Regions from separate parts of the Mus musculus genome. Here regions 2 and 3 are each linked to region 1. Evidence: chromatin loops called from intact Hi-C (ENCODE). Cell type or tissue: left cerebral cortex. All regions are shown on one strand. Region 1 overlaps Tmem178b (transmembrane protein 178B). Region 2 overlaps Tmem178b (transmembrane protein 178B). Region 3 overlaps Tmem178b (transmembrane protein 178B).

The links. Hi-C counts contacts between places; a loop is a spot of excess contacts. Peaks named below come from ENCODE experiments on the same cell type or tissue, not always from the same donor. Only the 100,000 strongest peaks of a DNase experiment are listed, where the experiment ranks them.
Region 2: a loop joins it to region 1, with 5 times the contacts of the local background. A loop is called at or near these places in 9 of 42 quality-filtered maps.
Region 3: it touches region 1 in a loop (2.5-fold over the local background); 2 of 42 quality-filtered maps call a loop at or near these places.

Annotation. Positions count from the first base shown.
Region 1 is chr6:40,228,749-40,231,248 of GRCm38, reverse strand. The region is part of intron 3 of Tmem178b (transmembrane protein 178B); the gene reads right to left. Among named protein-coding and RNA genes, the nearest start is that of Agk, 95 kb to the left of the region's middle. In left cerebral cortex, no CTCF peak of the experiment used is centred here; a DNase peak (open chromatin) is centred at 1,076; H3K27ac peaks cover 694 bases.
Region 2 is chr6:39,872,001-39,874,500 of GRCm38, reverse strand. Tmem178b (transmembrane protein 178B) reads right to left here. Exons shown (of 4, transcript NM_001360978.1): 1 at 1,049-2,500. The coding sequence starts at 1,430. Among named protein-coding and RNA genes, the nearest start is that of Tmem178b, 1.8 kb to the right of the region's middle. In left cerebral cortex, a CTCF peak has its summit at 979; DNase peaks (open chromatin) are centred at 1,377, 1,836, 1,978, 2,292 and 2 more places; H3K4me3 peaks cover 2,500 bases; H3K27ac peaks cover 2,398 bases.
Region 3 is chr6:40,160,100-40,162,599 of GRCm38, reverse strand. All of the region lies in intron 2 of Tmem178b (transmembrane protein 178B), which reads right to left. Among named protein-coding and RNA genes, the nearest start is that of Agk, 160 kb to the left of the region's middle. In left cerebral cortex, no CTCF peak of the experiment used is centred here; a DNase peak (open chromatin) is centred at 1,025; H3K27ac peaks cover 2,092 bases.

The sequences.
Region 1 (2,500 bases):
CTTGCAGATTCGCTAGCCTGGCTGGCCAGTCAGCTCCAGATACCCATGTGTCTCTGCTTCTCAGGGACTGTGGCCATTGATGTGCGCTAGCACACCTGGTGTTCATGTGGTTGGTGGAGATGCACACTCAGGTCCTCATGCAGGGTGGGCAAGAGGCATTTTATAGACTGAGCCGGATCTTCAAGACCCATGAAATCTTAACTAGAAAATAGCTTACACCATAAGTGCCACATTTAGCATGCTTCCCCTGACGAGTGTTTGTGCTGCTTCAAGGTTTCCAGGATTACAAAGAGTGTTGGAGTAACCATGCAAAGTGAGGAGTGTAGAAGTGCTGCCGCAGAGAATCTGACCCTGAAGTTCTTCTGGAAGATTGAGGGAGCCTTGATGATTACCTATACTTACTTATTCAATGATAACAATGAATGCATTTCATATATTCTCCTTCATTTTTTTTTTTTTTTTGGCTAAAACACCACCACTGCTCTTTCTCATGAGGAAGCCATACTGTGGACTCAGTGATGAATTCAGGAGCAGTCATCGAATCCCAACCTCAGTCACTATGAGTTCTGTATTTCTTGGGGTTATACACAAATGTGTATCCATATGTATATGTATAAGTATATATTCAACGAATATATTAATATGTACATACTATGTTGATCATCAATATGTTAATATATACAGCAAATTAATTTCCTATTCATGAAGCAATTCTACGTGGAATTTTACATTACTTAATCTGAAGGTCTCGAGCACTTGACAAATATTTGATTTTGGCATTGAGCCTCAAACTATTTGACTGCAGAAAGAGCTAAGAACGACCCATTCCATTTTCTTCTGCCACGCTCATTTGGGAACACAAGTGCTACAGATGAAGCAACCGCTGGCCTGGACTGCTTTGCCCACCTGATCTTGGACATATCCTACACAGTGAAGGGAGATCTGGTATGAGCATCCACACGGAGTGGGAAGAAGAGTTCTGGAAAGGAAACGAGTGAAGAGTGTAGCAACACATATTTTTCCATGTGAATCTTTGCAGCGTCTTATCCATCTGGGCCTTGGTTTAGAGCTGAGAATTAGTGGGATCCAACTGGCTTCTCAACCGAGCGGAGTGGCAGGCAGCTACAGCTGTGCGGAAAGGAACATTCTCAAACTGTGATTCGTGAGCTTCCACGAGGAAAGCCACTTAGAGCATGCCATCTTCCTGCCTGCTTCTCTTCTCTCCTCATTCTCATAACAGTGGTCCATAAGGCTAACTGGGCATCTTGGGACAGAAGGCAATTCTACCCAAGTTTCTTAAGGGGAACAATGCTTGACATGACAGCTTCCTGCAGATCTTCTATGTCACTGTGACCTCCTACTTGCTCTGGCCCTTCATCTGAAGTATCATCAAGACTTTTTTGCAAAGAAAGCCACAATGTACCCCAGGGGAGCTGTCATGAAGCCAAGTGTATGAAGCTGTATCACTATATGTAAAGTCATGTTTGGTAGTCACATGGCTCTCCTGGTCCAGGAGTATGCTGGGTCAACCTGCACCAGCTTCCTGATAGGACTGCAACAGGAACAAGGGTGTGGTTTAGTGGACTGAGTTCTCCACTAAGAATCAGAAAACCTGGGTGCTGGCTCCAAGCCTTCTCATAAAATGAATGGTTACTTCACCTCTCTGGGCTATATTACCCTCAACCACAGGGAGGGGTAGGACCAGGTCTTAAGGACATTTCTACCTTAATGTCCCTATAACTCTAGGCACTGTGCTAAGGAGGGGCTATTCTCTGACTTGCTCTAGGTCTGGATATCACTAATTCTGTCCAACATGAACTTCCTGGAGAGATAACCCTCTCTCACCCTCTGGAATACCCAGAAGGGATGGTGGACGAGACCAGTAGATGTCATTATTTGATATCAATGTGCACAGGAGGCTCAGCTCCAAATTGCCTTGATTTGAAACATGGAGGGATAGAGCCCAGCTGTTTAAGTGTCTGGAAGAAATTGGTTCCTGAAAGAAAACTCTTTGGCTTTTGTCCTATCTGATCCAAGCCAATGCCATGTTAATTAGCGCAGGAAGAAGCTGGGGTTGTGGCCAGAGGATCAGCCAAGTCTGCCACCTGGCTCAGTCATGTTTCCATCTGCCCAGGACACACAAGTGGGCCTTGGCCTTTCTTTGGGAGGTAATCTATATCCAAGTGATTTATTATTTATTTTTACATCTTCACTGTTAGTTATTGAATACAAATACAGCTGATTATGGATAAACTGTGTTTATATATATATTTATATCATATATATATACATACTACACACATATATTTATAAGTATTGTTTTATATAAATATTAAAAAGAAATATCAGCCTCTTAAATTCTCCAAGGAACTTTATGAGATTAGACGGGGAAACTGAGGCACAGAGAGGTTTCCATCGATTGCTCAAGGTGACATCACTAAAGGCAGGAGGATGAGTATCCAAACAGGTGCTTTAGCCCACGTGCTGTGCTGTCTGTCAC
Region 2 (2,500 bases), 360 kb after region 1:
TTGCAAATATTAGCACAGTTGTCAACCACTCACTGGTTGAAGAGAGTGACACATGAGGAGAGAAGCAAGGTCTAAAATCTACACATCTTCCCAGAGTGCAGCCATCATAGAGGGGTATCCTCAGAAGACATTAAAGCGCTTCACATCAAACAGTATTTCAGTAGACTGATGAGACAGGTTGTTTTCAAGCATATAAACCATATAGGATTTACAAATTGTATCACATAAGCAGACTTTTCAATGCATGTGATCATATTCAAATATCAAGTGGTATTAGCAGATATTTGCTTGTTTTCTGTTTTATGCACCTTGAGTGTTTTATATAAACCTGAAAATGGTCATTTCTTTCCTTCTGATAGTCCCACTTTTGTGTTACTTTTTTGTGCGTATTAGACTGCTGGTATTCACTGCTCACCGTCACTATGTCAACCACTGCTCCAGAAGATGAAATAAAGGACTGTAATGGAATGCTGCTGGCTACCTGCTTTGGGCTCCTACAAAGCAGAGGCTGTAATGTATTGGTGTTTATATGACCAATAGCTACACCATGACTTCTAACAGTGCCTTACTAACTAAATGTTTCTGGTGTGCATAGTGTCTCCTGCAGAGGACATCCCCCATCCCCAGTTTCCTTTGATCGAATTAGTTCAACATCTAAAAACAGGGATTAAAATTTGGAGCCAGTTAGCCCTGACACGTCTAGGGTTTCCTCTAGAAACACAACATTGGAGATTCCCTTCCTTCCCAGAGGTTGATGAAGCCATTATCTTGGATTTAAAAAAACAAAACCCTGGCCTAGGAGAATGCATACGAATCCCGACCCATAAGAGCAAGACAGCAGGTGAGCCAACAGAGTGAAGCCTTTACCACAATCAGCTATGGAGAGGCAAGTTCTGCCCACGCCAAGGTTCAGCCAGGCCTGCCTAACTGGACCACTCAGAAACCAGGAGATGCCATAGCCTGTGGCCACCAGGAGAAGCAAGGGGCTGCAGGGCCTACCTAGAGTGCCTGGCTCTCTGCAGCGCCACGCCTCGCGCCTCGAGCTTACCTTTCCGTATGAGGGCGGCGATCTCCGGGTCGAAGCCCTGCCGGTGGCACTTCCTCCAGAGGCCCATGTTGGTGGAGTTGTATTGACGGCTGCACTCGTCCGCGGGGCTCATAGCGAACAGCTGCCGGCGATTCCGGGCCCGGAGGAGTTTGCCCTCCCAGCGGTCCAGGCGCGAGCGGCTGGCGCGCAGAGGCAAGTTGTTGTTGTTGTTGTAAATGAAGCCGGGGTCGACCCGGCGGGTGTTGAAGGCCTTGCACCTGTCCCTGTGCTTCCTGGCGTCCGTCTCGTACCAATGGTCGGAGCAGATGGCCACAGCCAACATGCCGAGGGCGCAGAGCGCTAGCGAAAGCCCCGTATAGAGCAGTAACCTTCCGGCAGCCATGCCTCCGCTTGGCGGCTACACCATGGGCATGATCCGCCGCAGCCTCGCCTTCCCTCCGCGCGCCCGGAACAAAGCGGCGGGCGGCCGAGCTAGGGGTGGATACGGGAGGGGATCTGCGCCGCGGCGCCCCCCTCGGCCCCCACCTGCGGGTACGCGGCTGGGGGACTGCGGGAGTAGAGGCGGGCAGCCTAAAAAGTTCTGATCGGGAGAGGCTCCCGCAGGGTCCTGAGCATCCTCCGGGCAGGTGCAGCCTCCTCTCGCGGTGGTGAACTCAGCACGGCCACTTCCCACCGTTCAGGGGGCAACAGTCCTAACCCTCCGTCCGCCTCTGCACGCCGCCCAGCAATCACAAACTAAACACCAAGTGCTCTCGACCACGGCGAGGCTTGCTGGGTTTCTCTGTGCAGCTTGCTGACCGGAGTGACAGTCCTGGCTTCCTGGGAATGAATGATAGGGAGGGAGATCTGAGGACGCGACACTTCGCCGAAGGACGGATCGCGCTCACGGCCGGTTGCCCGGAGTAGGGAGTGCAGCCTGGATCTCTTTCTCTGGGACTCTCCTCCCCTTTTCGGTCTGCAGCCGAAGGCCGGGGACGCGTGCCCAGAACTGTTCTTTTCCAGGTTGGGTCTTTTCAAAGCCTGAGTCCTCTGATCACCACTAGGTCCTTGACTCCTGCCGACCCCACGGGTGCTCTCAGAAGCGAGCTGCCCGCAGACGCATGGTCTCTACCAGCCTTTGCCCGCGAGCTCCCGGATGGCCTGCCTCTGGCCTCCCCATTAAGACAGCTCCGCTTTTGGACAGCGGGGACACTCGGGCGGCGTTACGCGACTGTTCAGGGCCCGGGGTTTGCAGAGACTGGGCGGCAGCTGACGGGCGTTAGGGACGGACTGCACAGAGGAGGGCGCACCCGGAGCGCTCGGAGCTCCTTCAACACCATGGACAGGTCGCTCAGGGGTGGCGAGCTGCCCGCCCAGCCGCCAGCCTCCCCGGTGTCATGCGGCTCTCTCCAGCGCCTTCTTCTTCCTGGAGTGTGTGCACCCGGCCCTCTCCAATATCCCTTCTGCTCCACT
Region 3 (2,500 bases), 69 kb after region 1:
GGGAAGATCACTGGAAATAAAAACAAGTTCCTCTGATCCCTGCTTCAAAATGTTTAAAAAATGTCCAGCCCTGTGAAACTTCAGGATGGCTGTGGAGCTCAGCTCATGGCTTAGCATATGTGCTAAAATGGCTGGTAGGAAAGTTTTATGCCAACCTGAAGCAGTACTCTAGTCTTTTCTAAATAGTTCTTCATCATTTCCAGAGATGGGTTTTGAATATCTCAATATAATCAAGAGGAGTATGGGGCTTCAAAAAAAAAATCCCAGGAAAAAGAAACAATTAAGTAGCCTGCTTAGGCTCAGGTTAATTGACTCAGTTTGAGTCAATTAAAATGGCAAAAATATTTCTCAGCTTTTGAAAAGTTGCTACCGAGTTCATAGTTCTATGTACATGGCTGCAGGCTTTGGACCTGGGAATACTGACAATTGCCTTTTAAACTAGAAAAGCATGTTTATCATTTACCCTAGGCAAGTCTGACTGTGTAAGCAACATGATCAAGGGAGCTCAGAGGAAGGTCTCACCAAGTTCACACTCTGGCCTGACCCCATACCATGTCTGAGAGAACCTAAGACACACACAGGCTGCTTCCTGCTGACCTTTAGGACTTTAGAGTCACCCAAAAGCACATTTGAGCTGGAAAAATAATTAATAAAGAAAGCTGCACCCTGGCAGGAAGACCTTATATGGTCACCTAGATAGAACCTATTGCTCAGTGGAACATAACCATACATCCACGAAGTCATGCCCTATAAATCAGCTGATGAAAAGCTACAAAGTTGTATGGCATGGCTGCTAGAATAAGTGCCATCATAACGGGAGAAAGGCAGGTGTCAATAGCAGGTGGAAGATTGTGAGAGGGTGGGTTTCCTGCAGAAAGCAGAAAGCAGGTGTGGCCAGAAAGATGACCACAGGGGAGGGGGATCTGCCTGAGTTTTAGGTTATGCGATGGAAGAACAGAGCAAGAGTGGGTGGCTGAGAGGCCCAGAACCCAAAAAGGGAACATTGTGGGTGAGGCGTGTGATGATGGACGAGAAGTGGCAGGCCACAGGGAGTCACAGCAGGAGGTGGGCGGGTGGGTAGAGGGAAGCCACCCACTGTGTGACAAAAAAAATGGGGCATGCAGATATGCGAGGGCTAAATGCTTTCCCCTTTATTAAAAGGAGTTTGCTAAAGATAGCTGCTCTGCATGAAAACCTCCTCAGAGTCCCTGACTATGCTAGAAGAGAGGGTGGTCTCCAGGAAGATCTGTCTACCAGAATCTACTGTCTGTGGGAGCAACGTGTCATTCTGTAATTCACCTCTGACCTATTCAGATGAATGAAAAATGAAATCTAGATCTACATAAACTCAGAAGCAGAGGTGGAACTTCTAACTATAATCAGTTATGAGCACCATCTATCAAGAGCTTAGGGGACTTCAAACTATCTTATTCTATGGTGGATGTGTTTCTCTATCTAAATAATAATAATAATAATAATAATACACCTATCTTATGGGATTGCTACACAAATAAGATCAGAATACATACAGAAGATTTTGGCCAAATGTCTGATTATAAGTACTGATGCAATACACGTATTAATTATGATTATTGCGTGTAATCTCAGAGTGTATCAAATATAATGTCATTTTCTACCAAAGCAGGAGAGAGGCCCCCAAACTGCACAAAGTTCATAAGAAATGTGCCTGCCTCACTCACAATGACTTTCCCATGACCAGAACATACATAACTTGAACCTCAGTGAGCAGCCCACATTCCTGGAAAAGCAGACAGATTCTAACTCAAGCTAGGACAGGGGGTGTATTCCTCCTGGGATTTTGAAAGCTGGACACTGGACATCAACGGAGCCGAGTTATTGAAGTCCAGGTGAAAATTTCCACACACTGGGTTCCCAGGACAGCCTGGTTCTTCCTTCATCCTGACCTGGGCTGCTTATCCTTTACTGGAATCCAGTAGACATTCCCCTTACTTGTTTACATTATCCGGAGCATATCTCATTTGCTTGTCCATCAAGCACTCAGGTCAGTGCTGTGTGCATATATACAATCACGCTGTTCAGAGAGAATTCCCACTGCTTTTCTGATAGTATCAGAGCACCAGTACCTCCCTTCCAGAAGGATTAAACCCAAGAATCCAAGAGCTCTGTGTAGTGGCCTTCAGAAGCGGGAGCACTTAAGAACCAATGTAACATTTCATTTGATCCACCAGAGAGCAAAGTTCTTCGAGCGGATCTTAATGCTTCTGGCTTCTCCCATAATTTGGAGTCTAGGGAATGGTGCTGAAGATCCTGCCAAGTCCCCAAACGACCCTTTGTACTAGAATGCCACCAACGAACAGATAAGATTCTTAATCGAGTCATTACCCAGGAGGGAAAAGAACTGAGGTGGAAACAGGGAGTGCTAATTAAATCCATGGCAATCCAGAGCCCAGAAGATGAGGGCACAGTTTGAAAAGTCCCTGAGCCCCTCAAAATCCCCATTTATTCACACAGGCCACCT